Regions from separate parts of the Homo sapiens genome. Here region 2 is linked to region 1. Evidence: chromatin contacts called from ENCODE Hi-C data. All regions are on one chromosome and are shown on one strand. The core of a region is the stretch at or near the end of the contact, and the rest is flanking DNA. Distances in the headings are between cores, read along the strand shown. Region 1 overlaps TBC1D22A (TBC1 domain family member 22A). Region 2 overlaps TBC1D22A (TBC1 domain family member 22A).

Region 1 (5,100 bases), core at 1,648-4,147:
GCAGAACGTCTGATCAGCCTAGGTGATCGGCCTGCCCAGAGAGAGCTGCTGTCATTTCCACTTGAGGATGCGTGTGGGCTTGGTCACTTTGTGCAGCCTGGTGGTGTGAGTGAGGTCTCAGCCTTAGGTGGGCTTCTGAAGGGTGACCTATGACTCCTCTCTTCTCTGAGAGTACCTGGGTGGAGCGTACTGGGGTCCCAGGATGATGGATGATGGGCCACTTTCTACTGGGGCGGGCAGTGAAGACTTCATCTGGAGGTGCTTGTCTTATCCGCAGGGACTGTCTGTCTCAACCACGTGAGCAGCGTTAAGGCCGCTCTGCAGCTCTTTGTGCGGATATATGGCATGGGTGCTCCCCTTTGTGCTCCCCACCCTAACACAATCTCAAGTGTTGTTAGGCCTGTGCGTCGTGCAGTGTAATTTCCCCACAAGGTGTCACTGCAGATTATTCCCAGGACTTTCACGCCCCAGGGACTTCCGTGTGCCATTGACTAAGATTAGAAGCATCTTGAGGCCAGGGGGCTGCTCCACACTCCCGTGCCTTCCAACACAGCAGAGGTTCTGGTGCAGCGTCAGGACTCCAGTGGGATTTTTCTTTTGTATTTGAGAGAATGGATGGAGGTGGGATACATTTGCTCAGCATGATTTCTCACCCACGGATTAATAAATATATGTAAGTGTGATAAAGTTAAAAAATGGAGGCCTCATAATTCTGCAGGAAGAAAGACAAAGGAATTAAAGATTGAAAAGGCAAGAAGCCTTTGAAGCAGCCTGTTGTCCTCTTAGTTGTTCACATTCTGGTTCTAACAACATGTCCACTTGAAGAACTACCTGGGCCACTGCGAGATGTTTGTCACTGTGAGATGTTTGTCTGTTGCATTTCTCTACCCACTCCCACGGCCTGTCCTGGAGTTCACACTCTCCCTGTCTCTGGCCTGGGCCGCTTTGGGAGTCTCCCGTCTGGCCCAAGGGCGTCCAGCTTACCTCTTCCTGCCCGTCTCCCACAGGAGATCTTGTTAGAGGCCAGTCTGCTTACCTGAGCTTCTGCTTTCAGATCCTTGGTTAGCCTCCTGCATGGAGCTCAGAGTCCAGACTCCTCAGCCTGGGACAGGAGGCCACACCTCTCACCACCTCCCACTTAGGCCTTCTCCCACCCTCCTGTCTCTGTTTGGACTGTTCTCTGCCACCCACTGTCACTCTAGCCACATGGGCTCATCTCTGCTCTTCAGGTGAGCTGTGCACATGTGCACACACAGATACACGCCCTCACGTTGAGCGCTCATTTCCTTTGTGCCTGGTGCTGTTCTTAGTACCTCATGGGTCTTATTTCATACTTGAAACGACCTACATGGCAGGTTCTATATTGTCTGTTTCAGATGAGCTAGAGGCACTGATACAGTAAACAAAGTCCTTAAGGTCACACACTCTCCAATGTCACAGGTCTGGGATGAGAGCCCAGATGTGTCCCCCACCCCCTCCACATTTCTGCTGGTGGTCAGGGGTGGGGGTTTCCCTGCTTCGCTTCTGTGCATTCTCCAAGTGTCGGATCAAATAGCACCTCCTCTTTGTGGCTCTTTTTTCTTTGACTCTTCTCTCTGTCCTTACAAAATTAATTGTGCAGTAATCAAACGCATTGTTTCATAGTTACTTGTGGCCTGGGCTGTGAGCCCTCAGGGTAGGGGTGCATCTTATTCATCTTCAGGTTCCGTGGTTCAGGGCACATATTACGTAGGTACCTGGTGAAATTAGGTAATGTTTGGGATGTCTTGAAAATGTATGTTGTGGAACTCACCCCCTTCATGGCCTGGTGAGTAGGGGTTTGTGAGGGATGGTCCTGTTGTTGCTTCTCTCTTCCTGTGCTCCCTGATGCTCCTGAAGTCACCTCTGCTTTTGCTGCTGATTAGAGACAGAACTCTTCTAACCGACTTACTAGCACGGAGAGAATACATCTGCTTCACATTGCTGCCAAGTTAATACTGCATCTGGGAAGGCCAGAGAAAAACCAAGTTAAGAGAATCTTACTGCATAATTTATGAAAGACTGAGTCATAAAATAAGCATTTACAGTGGCCTGTTTGCCCAAGGTAGGGAATGCTAATGCAGCTATTATTCATCCCGATGGGGCCAGCGGCGTTTCTATGCCTCCAAAAGGTCTTCTGGCTCTTAGTTGCCTCCATGGATTTCTGAGGTTATCTCTAGCCTTTGTTTCCAAAATTGGCTCTTTTCCTGTTTGGGGGCCGGAGGTTTGGAGTTCAGTGCCGCGTGAAACAATTTTGTAGGAACTGTGTGTGTTGATATTTCTAAACAATGGAGGTCGTAAAGAAAAAAATCCCAAGACACCAGATTCAGTGCCAGCTCAGTACTAGGCACCATGAAAGGAGCAGGGGTACACAGGGAAATGAGACTGGCTTTGTTCCCAAGGCGCTGTGCTCGGCGAGAGACAGAATGTCTGCCTGGTGCTGTGAGCGCAGAGCCCTGGGTGGGGAAAGGATCTGAAGTGGAGACATTTCCCAGTTGCTGATGGTACAGCAGGGCTGGAAGGGTGTGGAGCTGGGCATAGGTATTGTGGGCATCAGGCGTGCCGCACCCAAGGCGGGAATGCATGGGGACGCTGAGGCGAGTGACTGGAGGCAGGCTGGCATGGTGGATGGTCTGCTTTCTGAAGGCTTGTGGTTGCCAGGCCTGAGAGTGACTGCTCATCGTATGTGACTTCTCTCCACTCACACTACTTCCCATCACCCTTCGAGCCCCTGGAGGGTAGGGCCCTATTCTCAATAAATGACAGATCAGTGATTGCAGTGTTTCCAGCAGCCCTCAGATCTCCCAGGGCTAGAAATCGCAGGGCGTCATGTTGCATGTAGGCTGCAAGCTGTGAGCAGCTCTGTGTGTGTCCTCATTCCAGCCCTGGCTGGAAAGTGCAGTCTGTCTGGGACCGCTCCCATGGCACAGAGCAGAAGCAAAGGGCTGGTGGAAGGTCCCAGTGCCTCTTTGAGCTTTGCCAGGACAGTGTGTGTCACATCACTTTCCGTGGGCCAGCTGATGGCACAAGGCCAAGCCCAACATCAATGGGCAGGAATGTATAATCCTTTTACAGGGAAGTGAATCTTCAAGAACAGTGATACAGGCTGCTACTCAGAGCACTTGAAGGATTTGAATCTGGGAAGTAATGTGATCCTATTTATAATTTTTAGAAAGTTCATTCTGGTGCAAGTGGCCTGGAAAAGTGCAGATAGATTCAGGGTCAGCGTAGGTGGGAAATACATTTATAGCTGCCTGTGCCGAGCGGGCTCTGGGCAGAGGGTCAAGCTGTTGGAGTGGGGATGCTGAAGAAAGAAAAGCTTTAAGAGGTATCTCCGAGGAAGATGGAGTCAGAGAATCTAGTGACTGGTGGTGTGAGGGAGCCTCAGGGTCCCAGTGAGTCATGCTGGGCATTGGAGTCACGGTGGATGACAGTGACCTCATCTAAGAGGACACGAGAGGAAGAGCAGATTGGGCAGGCCGAAGGCATTTGATGTTGGCCACTGGGTCCTGGCACCATGAGAATGGAGGTGTTGGTGGACGAAATCACCCAGTGGGCTCTTGTCAGGCAGGAGCAGAGAGCATGGACAGAGCCCACCCCTGACATTTCCATAGGAGGGAGGATGCTGACGTGGAGGACCTCCTGTGTGTCTGACATTGTTGCAGGAGTCTCTGTAGAGTCTCCTGTTGGATTTCCAGCAACTCTCCAGAGTAGATTCTCTTTACCACTGTTTCGTTTAACGGTTGTGGGAACCGAGGCCCACAGAGGTCAAGATACCTGCTCCAAGGTCATCCAGCAGATGAGCCTGAACCTGCAGTAACTCCCGGACTCGGAGCACAAGCACGTGGCTTGTGTGTTCCTTCTCAAGTAGGACCACTCCTGGTGTCCTTTGGTTCAAGATCATATCTAGTATATAATGAAATTTTGTTTTATGCAGTTTTTCAAGTGAGTTCACACCCATGGTCTGATTGAAAAAGTAATTAGTATTCCTATTAGAGCTTACCAAACAATCCCCTGATACGTGAGCATCCACAGAGGAACAGAGCAGCACTGTGTTTGTGATCTTTGATTTATAGCTGCCTGTGCCCAGCGGGCTCTGGCAGAAGGCTATAAATAAAATTAAAATAAATGGAAACAATGCACCTATAAATTGGGTTGCAGGAACCTCCAATTACCTTTTAGAGGAAATCCCCAATAAAATGCTGTTTGGCAATCCGTTTGAAAGAGAAGGAGCGATAGATCATCGTGGCGAAGTCAGGAAAGTGAAGGACAGGATACAATGTTGGAATGTTTCAAATATTAAAATTAGCTGATTCCAGTGAATTGCTGTTTGGTGTTATCAATGTTGGAAGGTCCTTTCCCCCCTCATTATTATTGTATCTTTCCAAGTGGGATAAAAGCCATCAGTTGCAAGTGCAGGATTTTAGGGAGGCAAGTCAGTATTTCTCTTATTCCTTTTGTTTTTTGAGTCAACTTCTCGGCTTCATGTTCTGGAAAATGGTGGGGGCCCAGCAAGAGGCTGGGTTTGGGCAGGATGTCTGGCCTGATTTTGCCCTTGTATCTGAGAGACAGTCCATGCATCATGGCAGGGAAGGGCCAAACTGGAGACCAGGTGGCCATGGGGCAGATCCAGAGCGGGAGCTGTGGGCCTGTGTGTGGGGAAGTCACGTTGTCTCTCTTTAGAAATCTTGTTATGCCCTTCTTAATTGTGTCCCAGAAAGTTATGATTTATGGAAAAGAGTACGTTTTCTTTTAAAATATGTTGGCTGGGGCCGGGCGCAGTGGCTCACGCCTGTAATCCCAGCACTTTGAGAGGCTGAAGTGAGTGGATCACGAGGTCAGGAGTTCGAGACAAGCCTGGCCAACATGGTGAAACCCTGTCTCTACTAAAAATATAAAAAGCTGGGTGTGGTGGCGGGCACCTGTAATCCCAGCTACTCAGGAGGCTGAGGCAGGAGAATCGCTTGAAACAGAAAGGCAGAGGTTGCAGTGAGCCGAGATCGCGCCACTGCACTCCAGCCTGGGCAACAAGAGCGAAACTCTGTCTCAAAAAAGAAAAATAAATAAAATATGTTGTCCACA
Region 2 (5,100 bases), core at 771-3,270, 150 kb after region 1:
CCATTTAAGCGTCATGGGGACTAATCCTCAATGTTGAGGACAGAATTTCTGTGTTTTCTTCCTGAGTTGTGTGGTAGCTTTGATTGTAAGTACTTTTAAAAATTCAGATAAGTTTAATTTGGAGAAATAATTTCTTTCTTGTCTTTATTTTTCACTTTCTTTCCTGATTGGGCTTTCTGCCCATTTGCCTGAGTTTCACTCTGTGTGTGTCTTGTTCTCTGGGTGATGTGAGTTGGGTGGGTGTGCACAGGTTGACCGTGTGTGGGTTTCCGGGGTTCTGGCTTTCTGGAGTAACCTGGGATGTGAGGTTGGAGGGAGGGTCCTTTGTGGCTCCCCCAACCAGCTGGCAGAGTAGCTGGTGCCAGAATGAGAAGACCAGGTTTTTTTTTTTTTTATATTTTATTTTTTTTCTACCAAGTGCACTATGAAGGTTCCAGCCAGATACTTAATTAAAAAAAAAATAATTTGGTGGGCTGTTTCTTTCAGTGGTTTCATGGATGTGTCCTTTTAATGCTATTTGGTATTAGTAGCTATGTTTCGGGGATGATTTTTAGTGTAGATCACAGAAACACACCTGGGCCGATTCCAGCTGAGGGAACACTTCTTTAAGAAGGATTGCTTTAACACAGCATGTTGGCTTCGGGGCCTGAAGATAACTGGCTTTGAGTGTGTGCTTTCTGGGCAGTGGAAGCTGCTGACCTAGTGCTATTTCAGCCCCTCCCTCTCTCTGGGGGTTTAAACTTGGTATCCAGTGAGAAGTTCCAGGCTGGGCTGGGCACGGTGGCTCATGCCTGTAATCCCAGCACTTTGGGAGGCCGAAGTGGGTGGATCACCTGAGGTCAGGAGTTCAAGACCAGCCTGGCCAACATGGTAAAACCCTGTCTCTATTAAAAATACAAAAATTAGCCGGGCATGGTGGCGCGCGCCTGTAATCCCATCTACTTGGGAGGCTGAGGCAGGAGAATTGCTTGAACCTGGGAGACAGAGGTTGCAGTGAGCCGAGATCGAGCCACTGCCCTCCAGCCGGGGCGACAGAACCAGACTCCATCTCAAAAAAAAAAAAAAAAAAAAAAAAAAAAAAAAAAAAAAAAGAGAAGTTCCAGGCTGGATGAGGCCCTCTCAGGCTTTTAGGGGATTATTCTTGCACTTTTGCCAGTCTTTTCATTTCACTAACAGCACTCATGCCAAGGTTGTCGGTTCGCTATTACTTCTTGAATTACAGCTTCCATATTTGCCTACCCTGAAGTCATACTGCTACTCTTAGGTTCACTACTGAACAGGACAATTTCTTTGAGTAGAAAAGAACCATTGCCTTTTATAATTAGTCATTTACATTTCCTTTCCTTGGGGAAGAATTATTGAATTCCAAGAACTGTTTGGTGGCATGGAGGTAATAGGAATATTGGGGAAAGTGACTAAATTATCTCAGAACTTGTCAGAGAAAAGGCCAGAAACGCAGTGGCGTCATGACTCCTTTAGAGAAAGGTCAGGAAACGGCCAGGCCCATGACTCGGGGTGGAGTGGACTCTGCCTGTGAGCAGGTATTGCCCTTCAGGTGGGGCTGGCGTGAGTTGACCATTGATGTTAATACCAGGGAGGCGACAGGGTAGTTGGGGGAAGCCCTGTCCTGCACACTAAGCTGGGGAGATGTGTGGCTTCTTACAGTGCTTGCTCCCAGAGGGGGCCAGCCAAAGGCAGTTGAGGGGGGAGCCTCCGCCATGAGTTCAGGAGCCTCTGCCATGAGCTCAGGCAGCTGGAACTTAGAATGGACTAAGCCCCGGGGATGTTGTTATCTGAAAGAGAATAACAAAGGAAGGACTGGTCTGATGCCCAGGAAGTTGGCAGAGAGAAAGCGCACTCCAGCTGAGCTCTGATTTGGCATTTGTTGTATACGTCAAGAAGCAGAGTCTTCACCTGGACGGGGCAGTGGAGCGCTTGGTGGAGGCCTGGGGTGGGGGAATGAATGCCTGGAGCGCCGAGTCCGTTTAGATGTGTCAAATCCACACCTGCCCCAGATGCCGGCTCAACTGTGCCCCTGTGGGGAAGAATCTCAGATACATGATTTCAGAGCCCCAGTCAATAAAATTGAGGACTCCTGCCAAGATTTTAGAAAGGTTTATTAAACAGAAAAGAATGTGTTAGTCACTGGGCTCTGACAGAAGGTTCATTAAGAATGAATCATTGAGCAGCAAGCAATTTAAAAATGAAAATTAAAAAATTCAATTTACAGTAGCTTTGAAAACCCTAAGAATCCGTGTCGTTGCCTGAATGAATAGTTGATTCCTTTTAATTACTAAGTAATACTCCACCGTGTGAATCTATCACAGTTTATCCATCCTCCTGTTGGTGGCAGCCGAGGCTGTTTCTGGTCTTGGGCTGTTGTGAATAACATTTCTGTGAACACTCATGTCCACATCTTCTTCTAGTGGCCTGTTAAGTTCTGGCTGTTCCACGTCAGAATGCGATTTCTCCAACACTGCGTTCCCCACAGGGTCTTCATTTATTCCGATTCTGATAGCAATCCTTTGTCAAGACAGATATTTTGAGAATGTTTGCTTCTGTGGCTTGTCACTTCATTTCATTAACAATGTCTTCTATGAGCCAACAGTTTCAACTTTGATAAAATCGAATTTATCATTTTTTTTCTTTTGTGGTAATAGTTTTCTGTGTCCTGCCTACCTCCACAATGCCAACATATACCCATGTTATGATTGATAATTTTAGTTTTTTGGTTTTAGGTCTACAACCTAGCTTGACTTAATTTCTGTATATGGTGTAAGGAAGATGTCAGGCTTCATTTTTTCCTCTACAGATATCCTGGTGAACATAATGCCATTTGTTGAAAACAGTTTTGTCCTATTTCACTTTTGCTGAAAATTAGATGATTGTATAGGTGTGTGTCTGTTTCGGGACACACTGTTTTGTCCCATTGACGTACAAATGGATCTTAATCCAGTTCACACTGTCTTCATTACTGCAGATTTTCATGGGTTGGGTAAGGCCAGTCCTCTTTGTTCTTTTAAAAAATTAAGTATTTTTGGTCCTTTGCATTTTTATATAAAGTTTGCTTTTGCCACTTCCTACAAAAAAAAAAAAAGCCTGTTGAGATTTTGAATGAGAATATGTGGAATTGTATGTCAGTTTCCCTCATACTGACAATATTAGCAATATTGAGTCTTCTTACCCGTGAGCGTAGTGTATTTCTTAATTTATTTAGATATTCTTTAATTTATCCTCACAAACATTTTGCAGTTTTTGGTATAGGGTTTTGCTCATACTTTGTCAAATTTGTTTCTGAATATTTTGTTTTTTTCTGACGTTCCTTCAAATGGCATAGCTTTGTTGGTATTTTTTGCTACTGATTTGTAGTAAATCAATTTTGGATTGATATGCTAGGGGTATATACAAATACAGTTGATTTTTGCAAGCGGACAGCTTTCCAGGGACTGCTGTAGCATAACAAATGACTCCCAAACCCTCTGACTGGAGGCAGCCATGCCTTTGTGCTCTCGGGCTCTGTGGGTCAGGATCTCTGTCAGGGCATGGTGTGGACGGCTGATTTGCGCACCATGATGTCTGGAATCTCAGGTGGTGGCTGGAAGCATCTAGACTCCCGTTCATTTAAGAGCCTGGCGCCCTGGGCCTACGTGACTCTAAGAGTAGGACTTTGGGTTGGATCGCCCACTCCTGGCCTCTCCACGCGCTGATTGTCCTCGTGGCATGGTGGCCTTGGGATAGTCAGACCTCTTGCTGGATGGTACAAGGCTCCCAGTGAGACTCTGTCCTCAAACAAGGTGGAAGCTGCATTTTTCATGACTGAGCCTCAGAAGTCACACACTGTACTCAGAAGTCATGCCCCCTGTACGCTTTTGGTGGAAGCAGTCACAAGTCTATTCTAATTCAAAGAGGGAGAAATTAGTCTCCATCTCTCGATGCCGGAGTGGCATTGGTCACCTCCTGAAAGAGCATGTGGGACAGGAGAGAATGTGGCCACTTTTGGAAAATACCCTACTTGTATCTAGTAATCTTGCTAGAGTCACTTATTATTGCTAGGAGCTTGTTAGTAGATGCCTTAGGATTTTCTGTACACGATGATGTTATCAGCAAATAAAGAGACTCTTCTTTCTTTGCAAGACAAATGGTTTTTATAGGTATACCTTGGAGATATTGCATGTTTGATTCCAAACCACCACAATAAAGCAACTATCCTAATAAAACTAGCCACACAAGTTTTTTGCTTTCTCAATGCATATAAAAGTTATATTATACTTTAATTTATTAACATACAATAGCATTGTATCTAAAAAGTGTACATACCGGAATTCAAAACTACTTTATTGCTAGAAAATGCGAATGATCATCTGAGCCTTCAGCAAGTTGTAATCTTTTTCCCAGCGGAGGGTGTTTTCTCGTCTTGACAGCTGCAGACTGATCAGGGTGGTGGTTGCCGAAGTTGGGGTGGCTGTGGCAATTTGTTAAATTAAGACAGCAATTTGAAGTTTGCCATGTCAGTGGAGTCTTCTTTTCCTGAAAGAGTTCCCTGTAGCTTGCAGAGCTACTCGATGGCATTTTATCCACAGTAGGACTTCTTTCAAAACCCCGGTCAGTTCTCCCAAGCCCTGCCACTGCTTTATCAACTAGGCTTATGGAGTGTTCTGAATCCTTTGTTGTCATTTCAACAATGTTCACAGCATCTTCATCAGGAATAGCTTCTGTCTCAAGAAACCACTTTCTTGGAGTCCAGTCATTCTGGGAAAAGAAAAGAAAAAAAAAAAGAAACCACTTTTTTTTCCTCATTTGTGAGAAGCACCTTCTCATCCATTTAAATTTTCCTGTGAGATTGCAGTAATTCAAGCACATTTTCAGACTGTTTCTAATTCTGTTGTCTATTTCCACCATATCTGTAGTTACTTCCTCCACTGAAGTATTGAACCCCTCAAAGTCATTCACGAATGTTAGAATCAACTTCTAACTTGCAGTTAATGTTGGTTTTTTGACCTCTTCCCATGAATCACAAATGTTCTTAATGGCATCTAGAAAAGCAGGTCCTTTCCACAGGGTTTTCAGTGGGCTTTGCCCAGTTCATCAGAGAAATCACTT

What was found. Hi-C counts contacts between places; a loop is a spot of excess contacts on that map. Pooled maps may share reads with other maps.
Region 2: a loop to region 1 is called in a map of aorta, with 2.2 times the contacts of the local background. The contact joins two enhancer-like sites. A Hi-C loop is called at or near these places in 2 of 168 maps with a recorded cell type or tissue (Calu3 and aorta), 1 of 37 single-sample maps with no recorded cell type and 1 of 50 pooled maps.

The regions. Positions count from the first base shown.
Region 1 is chr22:46,827,581-46,832,680 of GRCh38, forward strand. The region is part of intron 4 of TBC1D22A (TBC1 domain family member 22A); the gene reads left to right. Among named protein-coding and RNA genes, the nearest start is that of TBC1D22A, 67 kb to the left of the region's middle. Within about 2 kb of position 2,898, at least 12 of the 41 ENCODE cell types and tissues checked have a DNase peak (open chromatin) inside an H3K27ac peak, as active enhancers do.
Region 2 is chr22:46,983,316-46,988,415 of GRCh38, forward strand. The region is part of intron 9 of TBC1D22A (TBC1 domain family member 22A); the gene reads left to right. Among named protein-coding and RNA genes, the nearest start is that of TBC1D22A-AS1, 70 kb to the left of the region's middle. RefSeq lists an enhancer at 1-164. Within about 2 kb of position 2,021, at least 5 of the 41 ENCODE cell types and tissues checked have a DNase peak (open chromatin) inside an H3K27ac peak, as active enhancers do.